Linked DNA regions of Homo sapiens: region 1 is linked to region 2. A link is a contact called in ENCODE Hi-C data. All regions are on one chromosome and are shown on one strand. Each heading gives the region's core, a stretch centred on a gene start or an enhancer-like site at or near the end of the contact. The rest is flanking DNA. Distances are from core to core; before and after follow the strand shown.

Region 1 (5,947 bases), core at 2,357-4,856, 2.2 Mb after region 2:
TATTTGGTTTTCTGTTTCTGCGTTTGCACAATAGCCTCCAGCTGCATCCATGTTGCTGCAAAGGAAATGATTCCATTCTTTTTTGTGGGAACTATGTTCTTTAGTTGCTTTAAACTAGTGGGTAGTAGTGCTCGTTTGGGCAGCACATATACTAAAACCGGAATGATACAGACAAGATTTAGCATGGTGCCTGGGCAAGGATGACATGCAAATTCATGAAGCGTTCCATTAAAAAAAAAACAGTGGGTAGTAAAGATATGAATTCATTCCACAGGTTAATTGATGTGATAAAATTCTTTATCTATATAGCATCCAATATAGTCTCAGACCTTTGATTCTCACAACTAAGGCATGTCTTCCAATTTAGCCAATAGCAGTAATAGCAGAGATCTGGAAACTCCATCTTTAAATTTCTGTTTTATTTCTTAAATTGTTCAGAATCCAGACAAGGTGCTACATATTGGAGGCTCTTCACACATACCACCAGAATCAAGACCCAGATGTAAGAGAGACAACAATACAAAACCATCCAAGTAGAGCTTAATTCACAGGCTTTAAATTATGCTTTTCAAAAACAAATTTTCAAAAAGTTTCCCATAGTCAAACCCATCAGACATTTATGATTCTTCCCCTATTTTTATGCTTATAAAAGAAAGCATTTTCCCCTACTGAAAATAAAACTTTTACTTTTGTTTTCTTTTAGTTGTTTTATGGATTCATTTATAAATCACTGTTTCTCTCTCTTCGGAAATTATTTAGTGTATGTTGTAAGGGATCTTTTTTCTTTCCAATCATTATGCCCTTTCCCCAGTGCTAATTTTGGAATAATTCTTTCCCTCACTAGTTGTTAAACCACCTTTATCATACAGTAAATTCTTGTTAATATATATTTTATATATTTTCCGGAGCATCCTGCCTAATGTACCTGTCAATTCTTATGTTGGTTCCAGTCCTAAAAAAATAAATCAGACTCAAACTCATGATTCATAGTCCTCATAGGATTTGCCTTTTGAAACAGCAGGACCCTCACCCTGTCCAAAGTTCCCTGTACACCATGTGCTATTGCTGACTGGCCCTCTTAATAAATTTAATCCATCCACTCTAACACTAACTCACACCAGCTACAGAAGACAGTAGCTAGTGCAGTGGAGAGAACCCAGCCAATGACAGACCCAACACGCACACACTGGGATAGGAAAGAAAATCCAAAACAGAGCTCTGAATTATCCTGAGTGGAAAAAAAAAAACCAAAAACAAAATACTACAAACTGTATGACTCCATCTATGTAACATTTTTGAAACAACAAACTTGTAGAAATGGTGAACAGATTAGTGGTTGCCATGAATTAGAGTTGGTTTGGGGAGTAACAGAGAGGTATGTTTGGTGATAAAAGTGCAACAGGAGGGCTCTTTGTGCTAATAGAAACATTTTCATTTAACTATAGTGGTGGATACACAAACCAACATTTGATAAAATTATATAGGACTAAATACATACACAAAGTACACATCAAACTGGGGAAATCTGAGTATGATTGGTGGACTGTTTTGTTGTCAATATCTTCACTGTGATGTTGTACTATACTTTTGCAATATGTTACTATTGAGTGAAACTGAGTAAAGGGTAAGGAATCTCTGTATTATTTCTTACAACTGCATGTGACTCTATAATTAGCTCGACAAAAATTTCAGTTGAAAAAAAGCAAGGGTCTTTCCTTGATTATTAACTTGTTTTAAAGCAACTGATTGGAAACCTACCTTGAAATTGCAATGTAATTGCAATCTATTTAAAGCAGTGGTGTTCAACAGACCTTTCTGCAAGGATGGAAATATCCTAAATCTGTACTGCCCAATACAGTGACCACTAACACATGCACATATTGAGCACTGGAGATGTGGCTAGTGCAACTAAAAAACTGAATTACAAATTTTGCTTAATTTGAATTTATGTTTAAATGGCCACCTGTGATAGTGGCAACCTATGGGACAGCACAGAAATGAAACTTGACCTTATTCCCAATTCCCTTGTAAGTAGGAAGGAGGAACACTCACTTTGAAACCATGCAATTGTCCCATAGGACAGATGTTTATGGTCTCTTTTTTTTTCCTTTTTTTTTTTTTTGAGAGGGAGTCACTCTGTTGCCCAGGCTGGAGTGCAGTGGCATGATCTCGGCTCGCTGCAACCTCCGCCTCTGGGGTTCAAGCAAGCAATTCTCTGCTTCAGCCTCCCAAGTAGCTGGGATTACAGGCGCCTGCCACCACACCCAGCTAATTTTTGTATTTTTTTTTTTTTTTTTTTTTTTTAGTAGAGATGGGGTTTCACCATCTTGGCCAGGCTGGTCTTGAACTCCTGACCTCATGATCCACCCACCTCAGCCTCCCAAAGTGCTGAGATTACAGGCGTGAGCCACCGCGCCAGGCCTGGTCTCTTTTGAATAAACAAATTGACCCTCCCAGTCTAAAAACTTGAGAAATTTACATTTGTCTTATCTGAGTTCCTTTCTCAGGGAACTAGCCATCAGTCCTCCCAGATAGCACCAAGGAACTGAAACTTATCGGATCACCACATCTGGAAAATCAGACACCAGACCCCTCACCTGCAACAATTGCCTGATGCCTGTTGACCCACTCCTCTTCATCTCTCCCTAACTCCTGCTATTTTCCCACATGCAGTTACATTTCTTCCCTGCTATATCCTAATTTTAATCAGTTGAGAAGATGGATTTGAGACTGATCTCTCCCCCCTAGGCTGTAGCACCCAAATAATGCCTTCTTCCCTGACAATAATGGGGTCTCAGTGACTGGCTTTCTGTGCTGTGAACCACCAGACCTAGACCAAACTCCTGGCATTTCTCTAACAATTTCCCACCACTGAACTAAGTTATAAATTCTGAGGATGGATCCCTGTTTCTTCATTTTAAGATGGGGATTAAAAGGTACATCCTAGAGTGTTATTGTCCGTGTAAAATAGGGCTGTGAAACCCCCTACACCTATGCACAGATAAACTGATGGCCCTGCAAATGCCCAGAGAAGTAACCTTATAAAGATTTAGTGAATGTTTCCCACCATTATTGGAAAATCTGGCTAAGTCAGTAGCTTTGTTTTCATATACTTAGGGGGAAAATCAACAAAAACTTGATGCCCTGTTATTTCCTTCCAGTTTCTTCTGCAACTCTAGCTCCAAAGACTGCAGTTCCTGCAGTATTTTTTTTTTTAGAACACCAGGAAAAAAAGAAAAAAAAACCATGCAAATGTACTATTTCTTCAAACACAACTAGGAATGATTGAACAGCTGGGAGAATATGAAGAAAACCCCTCAGAGAACCAAGGGCAAGCAGTGAGTTCAGATCTAGGCACATGGCCACTAGGAATGGTTCTTCACTGCCACGTGGGCAGCCAACAGCCAGTAGCTAGAGACCAGCCTCGGTCTTCGGCCTGCGGGTTCTGCAAAGTCAGGCTAGCTGGCTCTCCGCCTGCTCCGCACCCCGGCGAGGTTCCGGTGGGGAGGGGTAGGGATGGTTCAGCCCCGCCCCGCTAGGGCGGGGCCTGCGCCTGCGCGCTCAGCGGCCGGGCGTGTAACCCACGGGTGCGCGCCCACGACCGCCAGACTCGAGCAGTCTCTGGAACACGCTGCGGGGCTCCCGGGCCTGAGCCAGGTCTGTTCTCCACGCAGGTGTTCCGCGCGCCCCGTTCAGCCATGTCGTCCGGCATCCATGTAGCGCTGGTGACTGGAGGCAACAAGGGCATCGGCTTGGCCATCGTGCGCGACCTGTGCCGGCTGTTCTCGGGGGACGTGGTGCTCACGGCGCGGGACGTGACGCGGGGCCAGGCGGCCGTACAGCAGCTGCAGGCGGAGGGCCTGAGCCCGCGCTTCCACCAGCTGGACATCGACGATCTGCAGAGCATCCGCGCCCTGCGCGACTTCCTGCGCAAGGAGTACGGGGGCCTGGACGTGCTGGTCAACAACGCGGGCATCGCCTTCAAGGGTATGGGGAGGGGACGTGGCCTCCCCGAAGAAGAACCGATGCACTGGGGCTCCTGGCGTCTGCGGGGTCCATAACGCCTCCCTAGGGAGGAGAGGGAGGAGCTAGGAGATGCAGGGAGTGCAGAAACCTTGGAGAAAGTGAGAGTTTTCCAGCCAAAGGGAACTTTGTGTTTCCCTGGCTGGGACTCTTGGGGATCTTTTTCAGGTTTTCTGCAGTTTTTCTGAATTGAGCTTTAAGGCAACTGGATGGATTTTGAACTGATTTTAAAATAAACGACAAATTGCAAAAAGAAAAAATGGTTATGCCAAGATCCAGTGTGTGCACCCTTCATCCTCCTTCCCCCAATGGTGCCATCTTACAAAAATACTAGAACATGATCAAACCAGGAGATTGACATTGGCACAATACTGTAACCAGATACAGACTTACTTTAGGCAGAGGGCACTAAGTTTTTTTTTTTTTTTTTTTTTTTTTTTAGTATCATTGTATAGAATTTTACCCCATGGGTACAATGTATTAACTATGTTCTCTTTCTCTCCTAAAAGTTGCTGATCCCACACCCTTTCATATTCAAGCTGAAGTGACGATGAAAACAAATTTCTTTGGTACCCGAGATGTGTGCACAGAATTACTCCCTCTAATAAAACCCCAAGGTGAGTCTGATGGGAAACAGCGCACCTTCTCTTTGGGGCTTGATTTGGCCCCTGCTTGCCTGGGATTTCTCCTGCAGGCTCCTGCTTCCTCTCCATGCTGCACGTGCACTGACCTCTGTGCTTTTTCTCCTGCCAGCTGATATGTGCCATTTTGCCTCAGGACTTTGTCCTCACTTCTCCCACTCCCATGGCCATTCGTCCTCCCTGTCGCACTGGTCTTTGCACACCTGGCTGACTCTCATCCTTCAGGTCTTAGCTCAAACGTCTCCTGAGAGATGCTCTTTATTTGCTCCATTCCCCTCTGCGTGGGAGTCCATCCTGTACCCTTTCTCTGCTCTTTCAGAGAGATCTTATTCAGGCTGGTGGAGGCTTTACTACCACCAGTTCATTAGGCCCTTCTAATACCTGTCACCTGTCTGAAACACTCCTTAAGCTCCCAACCACATGGTTGTCTTGCTGCCTTTCCATCTCTTCCTGATGCCTTTCCCCACAATCTAAGATATTTCCAGAGGATCCCTATCCTTTTCCCTAAGTCGTTTGGGACACAGACCCCACCACCCACCCACCAGGATCCTGCAGGTCACCATGCCCCACCCCTCATAATCATTTACTAGGTCCTAGGAGTTGTGCCCACTGAGTTCCTCCTGAATCCGTCTCATTGCAGCTCTACAGCAGGCCCTCACCTGTCCCTCTGGACAATTGCAAACCCTCACAAGGCACCTCTGGTCTTGAGTCTTTTCCTCTTTTCCTTTCCCAGCATCCTGCGTACTGTCTGCATGGTCATGCCTCTCCCAAAATCCTTCAGGAGGAAAGTCCAAGCCCTTAGCATGGTTCACAGAGATGTCCATAATCTGCCGCTGCTTAACTCTGGGCCCATTTTAACTCCCCTTCAACGTGCTGAAGGTGCTGGACATGACTATCACATGTCTTTGGTTGTAAACTGCTGTGATAGTTACCCTAAGTAATGGGACAGGAGATGAACCCACCCATTAAATAACACAGCAATTAAGCAGCCACTTTTAGAAAAATTTAAATGTGTGGCTTCGAGTTGGGTACTTGCATGTACAGCTTACTCTCAGCTTTTATCCTGTTTCCCTGTCCTGTCGTCCTGTTAAGTTGTGCTACTTCTAAGGCTCTGGTTCACCAGGACCTCAAAGGGCAGCTCTTCCAAATCTCACCTGACTCTACTCAGCCAAAATTCGAAGGCAGGAATGAACTTCTTCATGCAACTACCACCACACTTTCTATGCGTATTCCTCTTAGAACTCATACCAGTAACTGTCTCTCATATGAAAATTTTCTGCTCC
Region 2 (6,038 bases), core at 1-2,500:
CATTTAACTCAATAACAACAAAAAATTTTAAATAACCTTAAAATCATTACTTTTGTCTCTTTGTATATTCACATATTACATGAGGGTGAGCTACTTACTATTACTAAGGGGTAAACTTACCCAATGAGGATTATGCCAAGTTGCTTGGGAAATCACCTTCCCACGAACCTCCTAGTTTGCTAGGAATGGACCGAGGCTAGCATACCCGTAAGACAGAAAAACACTAACTTCCAAGGAGTGCATGTTTCAAAAATATTTAACCAAAATTTTGGCGTTTCTATTAACAGACCCTTGAGCAGATCATTTGCAACAGACGTACCCTCCTCGGAATGCAAATGCTATCTGAAAATAAAGATGAATTTTTTGAGTACTGCCGCAGAGTTTGATCTGACAAGAAGCCTTAGTTCTGAGAGACACTATCCTGCCCATCAAAAGACAGAGCTGGAATACACAGTTTAAAAATCACCTGCAAGCGCACAGGTCACAGATCACAGGTCACCTTCAAATACTCCAGCTATGGAACGTGTTTTATCAAAACTGCTTGTGAGGATTAAGACTTTTTAATGCTTATGAAAAAATTACCTAAGATGCCAGGAAGGGGTCATGATATGTAAAGCACCATGGTGAGATGCAGCACAAACAGCATAACATTTTTTCAAACTCGATCTTCTGGGTGATTCCGTGGGTTCAAATCTCAATTCTACCACTTACTGACTGAGCAGCCAAAGACTCATTTAAACTTTTCGGCCTCATTTTATTTATAAAACTGTGAAATGTGTTTTACAAATATTCCTTAGCATTACTAGTAAGTGATCTCTGACAGGTTTTACCACAATGGCAAAGGAAGCTGATTTGGGGGCTAGTCCATGCCCCTTCCCCGGAATTCAGCGAAGGGCAGACCCCCTCTCCTGCGCCCCTCAGGCTAGCAGCTTCCAGGGGCTGTGCTCGGAAGACGCCAAGGTTACGGCACGCGCAGCCCCGCGCCTACTGCCCCGTAGGCATCCCGGGGGACAAACGCTGGGTCGTCCTGAGTCGCTCCCACTCGCCAGGTCCCATAACCTTGAAGACTGCCAGACTTCCCCAGCCGAAGCATCGCACCCTGGTGCTCGAGGTTTGGTACCGGTCATCCCAGGAGGGATCCTCCCACTGGCTCTCAGGACCACCTTTCTCTCACCTGCCGGGAGAGCCCGGACACTGCTGGGGCAGCCATCTTCTCCCGGGCGGCTGTAGGTCAAACCCGAGTGGGAAGAGAGAAACGCGCAAGGGCGCACGCGCGCGTTGGCGTAACCGCTAGGTTCTCTGGGAAGTGTAGGCGTAGGGCGTCAGGCCGCAGGCGCAGAGACCTCCCTCGGGCTGGGAGTTGTAGTTCTTAGCAGTGGTAAGGGCTGGACCCTCGGGGTGGAGCCACAGGGCTTCGACTGCATCTGAAAATGAAGTCATTGTTACTGGCCAAGCGGCGCTCACTGTAGAATGGATTTGCTGTCCCCAGTTTTAAAATTTACATTTAGATAAATATGGTGGCATTTGTTCCATTTCACAGTTATTACCAGCGTCACTGGCTTCTTTACACTTCCTTCCCAGCATGCTAAAGCCTGCATCAATGGCTTTTTCTCACGTTGCATACAAAGACAAAACCAAAACAAAACAAAAAGCCCCCAGGAGCCTTGCAGCTCCAGGAGCGGACACCACGTCTCTCTTACCTGGGCCATGACTACCCATTGTTAAATAAAGAATTATTCAGTGATGCTTATTAAAGCATGATAAGGAAGACTTTATTCAGGACCATAGCGATGGGTATAGGACCAGTGCAACAGGGTCTGGGAGTGGGCAGAGAGATTGGGCTCAACTCCGAAAGCAGAATGGGCAAATGGGAATTTATGGCCAAGGAGCAGTGCGGGGGTCAGTGGATAGAAAATTACTTAGAGGAAACTGGGGTAAGAGGGATTCTGGCTAAAATGACCTAGAGGAATCTTGTAGAAGACAGGCCAGGGTGATCAGACATCACCTGGGGGATGGTGAAGGATGAAGACCCTGATCAGATATCAAAGATGATCGGTTGTCGAAGATTGGGGGTTCTGGCTAAACTGACTTAGCAGTTTTGCTAAAACTGGACTTTACAAGGAGGTGCATAGATAGGACTACGAGAAGGTTCAGAAGTCTCACTAAAGTTTGGCCAAGCAAAAGCAAAGAATCCCTGTGGCCCTCCATTCCCCTCCCCTCTCCCCCATCTCACCTGAGTATAGAACTGAGCTGTTGGTTTGTGAGGGCATATGGGATTCTGGTACCTAGATTCTTGATTCTGGCTAGGGCAGAGTGGCTATCTGAGCATCAGGCCTAAAATAGGAGAACCCGGGTTTGAGCAAATTTGATATTGAAACTGAGAACTGGGTACTAGCCTTGGATATAGTTTGTCTGCATCCATAAAAACAACCTATCTTCAACCCATTCTCTCTAAATAGAACTTGGTCGAATTTTCTCCTCTGTCAGAGAAGAGACTGGCTGGCAGAGCAAGGGTCAGTATTCCTGGTTGTAATAGTGGGGGTTCTGTAATCAACTTAAAAGAAAAATTCTCTGCTCAGATTTATTATAGAAACACGTTAATTCACTATTTTGCCCTTTTAGAGAGCAGTTTTCTCATTATTACAATTTTTATTTTTTGAGACAGAGTCTCGCTTTGTCACCCAGGCTGGAGTGCAGTGGCGTGATCTCAGCTCACTACAACCTCTGCCTCCTGAGTTCAAGCGGTTCTCCTGCCTCAGCCTCCCGAGTAGCTGGGACTGCAGGTGTACACAACCACACCCGGCTAATTTTTCTCTTTTTAGTAGAGATGGGGTTTTGCCATGTTGGCCAGGCTGGTCTTGAACTCCTGACCTCAAGCGATCCGCCTGCCTCAGCCTCCCAAAGCTTAGAGGTGTGAGCCACCACACCCAACCCCCTAAAAACTTTTTAAAACGTAGAGAAAGATAAAGAAAGTAATTGTCCTCTTTTCTTCCACTCGGAGGCAATTGTTGTAAATATTTTGGTGTCTTGTTTCTCAATATTTGTTTAGGCTGTGGCCTGAACTACCCTGGCCTGAATCCCAATCAGTTCCTTGGCCCAATTATATAACTTCTCTGTGCTTCAGTTTATTATCTATAAAATGGGTATTATAATAGTATCTGCCTATAGGTCATTAGAAGAAACAAAAAGGTATACATGTAAAGTGCTTAGAACAATTGCCTGAGAGAGTGGTGCTTATTAATTTAGTCTTTTTTTTTTTTTTTTGAGACAATGCCTTGCTCTGTCACCAGGCTGGAGTGCAGTTGTGTGATCACGACTCACTGCAACCTTGACCTCCTAGGCTCAAGCAATCCTTCCACCTTAGCCTCCCCAGTAGCTGGGCCTACAGACACATGCTACCAAGCCTGGCTAATACAACATTTTTTTTTATTTTAGAGATGAGGGTCTCACTATGTTGCTCAGACTTGTCTCCAACTCCTGGGCTCAAGCAGTCTTCCCACCTCAGCTTCCCAAGTAGCTGGGACTACAAGTGCACGCCACCACACCCGGTTATGTTAGCTCTTTATTTTGTTTGCTTTTATTATACATGCAGATTAACAATCTTTATACAGTTTGGTATTTTGCCATTTTCTTTAATGCAAGAAAGAAAAGGATGCAAAATTACATATGAGTTATGCATTCATGCTTATAATATAAGCATATTTCCAAATTATAAAAGTTTCTAAGTATCATTTTAATGGCTGCAGGGTAGTCCATCAAGTGAATATTCTGCAACTTAATTATTCTATGATTTTTGAACATAATTCAGATGATTTCCTTTTTTCTTTTTGCTATTTTAAACAATACTGAATCTTCTAAGCATATTTAGACATATATTTCTCTTCTTTCTTTTTTTTTTTTTTTGAGATGGAGTTTCGCTCTTGTTGTTCAAGCGACTCTCCTGCCTCAGCCTCCCAAGTAGCTGGGATTACAAGCATGTGACACCATTCCCAGATAATTTTTTTGTATTTTTAGTAGAGACAGGGTTTCACCATATTGGCCAGGTTGGTCTTGAACTCCTGACCTCAGGTGATCCACCCGCCTTGGCCTCCCAAAGTGCTGAGATTACAGGCATGAGCCACTGTGCCCAGCCTTCTTTTTTTTTTTTTAAAAAAAAAAGAAATGGTGTTGGCTCTTTTGCCCTGGAGTACAGTGGCTATTCACAGGCATGATTCCCACTAATGATCAGCATGGGAGTTTTATTTTATTTTTATATTTATTTATTTATTTATTTTTTGGGATGGAGTCTCGCTCTGTCTTTGAGGCTGGAGTGCAGTGGCCCAATCTTGACTCACTGCAACCTCTGCCTCCTGGTTTCAAGCTATTCTCCTATCTCAGCCTCTAGAGTAGCTGGGATTACAGGTGCATGCCACCACACCCAGCTAGTTTTTGTATTTTTAGTAGAGATGGGGTTTCGCCATATTGGCCAGGCTGGTCTTGAACTCCTGACCTCAGGTGATCTGCCCACCTTGGCCTCCCAAAGTGCTGGGATTACAGGCATGAGCTACCATGCCCGGCCTAAAAATGGTAGTTTGGACCTACTCTGTTTCTGACTTGGCTGGTTCACCTCTCCTTAGGCAACCTTGTGGTCCCCTGCTCCTGGGAGGTCACCATATTGATGCTTAATTTAGTGTGGACACCTGACCGGCATGGTGCACTACAGCTGAGAGCTCCTGGACTAAAGCAATCCTTCTACCTCAGCCTCCCAAGTAGTTGGGACTACAGGTGCACACCACCATGCCCAGTCATTTTTTTTTTTCATATTTAGGAAAATTTCCGAATAGATTTCCAGAATTTACACAACTTGGTGAGAGAATATGAGTACTCTAAGAGCCTCTGATGCATGAGGCCAAGCTGCTTTTCAAAATTTTAACCAATTTATACTTTCCGTAGCAGCACATGAAAACCCTTGTTTCACTCTACTCTGCAAACTTTCAGAGACTATTTTCAAATAAGCCTAATGAAAAGTATTCAACACATTATTTAACACAATTTATTGAGCAGCTATTACATGTAGCCAGCTGTTCTATTCACTGAGGCTACAACAGGATACAAGACACAGTGCCTACCTTTATAAACTTTATATTCTATGAGAAATTAAACTGCAAAACCTGTGTTTTCTGAAGTGTGGGTGTTAACAGATGTAATACAAATAAAAAGTTCTAGGGTCAACTATACTTGGGAAACTCTAGACTCTGAATATAATTCAGATGGTTTCTGCTTTTTGTTTTTTTTTTTGCCATTTTATTTTATTTATTTGCTTATTTTTTGAGATAGGGCCTCACTCTGTTGCCCAGGCTAAAGTGCAGTGGCACAGTCATGGCTGAGTACAGCCTCAGCCTCCCAGGCTCAAGCAATCCTCCCACCTCAGCCTCCTGAGTAGCTGGGACTACATGTGCACACAGCCACACCCAGCTAATTTTGTATTTTGTAGACACAGGTTTTTGCCATGTTGCCCAAGCTGGTCTCGAACTCCTGAGCTCAAGCGATCCTCCTGCCTTGGCCTCCCAAAGTGCTGGGATTATAGGTGTGAGCCACCTTGCTTGGCACCACCAACCCCCACTTTTTTTTTTTTTGCCATTTTAAACAATTCTGAATCTTCTAAGCATCTTTTTTTATATCTAGAAAAATTTTGAAATAGATTTCCAAAACTGACACAACTTGGTGAGAGAAAATTGAAAAGCTGCATGGAAAATTAATTATAAGGAGAAAAAAGGAAAAAAAATTAATTATAAGTAAACTGTAAGGTTGCACAGCAGCAGAGAAATACCCTCTGTTTATTTTGTATTTACCCAAGGATGATCTCAAACTCCTGGCTTCCAGATCCACCCACCTCGGCCTCTCAAAGTGCTGAGATTACAGGTGTGAGCCGCCGCGCTTGGTGCCCTGCCCCCAACTTTTTGACATTTTAAACAATTCTGAATCTTCTAAACATATTAAGACACACTTTCTTTCATATCTAGAATAATTTCCAGCCACTTGCACATCTCCAAAATAGT

Evidence for each region. Hi-C counts contacts between places; a loop is a spot of excess contacts on that map. Pooled maps may share reads with other maps.
Region 1: a map of CD8-positive, alpha-beta T cell shows a loop between it and region 2 (4-fold over the local background). The contact joins the promoter of CBR1 here to the promoter of ATP5PO in region 2. A Hi-C loop is called at or near these places in 2 of 168 maps with a recorded cell type or tissue (CD4-positive, alpha-beta memory T cell and CD8-positive, alpha-beta T cell), 1 of 37 single-sample maps with no recorded cell type and 9 of 50 pooled maps.

Annotation. Positions count from the first base shown.
Region 1 is chr21:36,066,418-36,072,364 of GRCh38, forward strand. CBR1 (carbonyl reductase 1) reads left to right here and starts at 3,607. Exons shown (of 3, transcript NM_001757.4): 1 at 3,607-3,987; 2 at 4,533-4,640. The coding sequence starts at 3,699. CBR1-AS1 (CBR1 antisense RNA 1) reads right to left here. Exons shown (of 4, transcript NR_040084.1): 4 at 3,225-4,068. It also overlaps the pseudogene RNU6-992P. RefSeq lists an enhancer at 3,663-3,912.
Region 2 is chr21:33,914,554-33,920,591 of GRCh38, forward strand. It overlaps ATP5PO (ATP synthase peripheral stalk subunit OSCP), which reads right to left and starts at 1,251. Exons shown (of 7, transcript NM_001697.3): 1 at 1,175-1,251. The coding sequence starts at 1,210. It also overlaps the pseudogene RN7SL740P. RefSeq lists enhancers at 1-308, 823-1,432.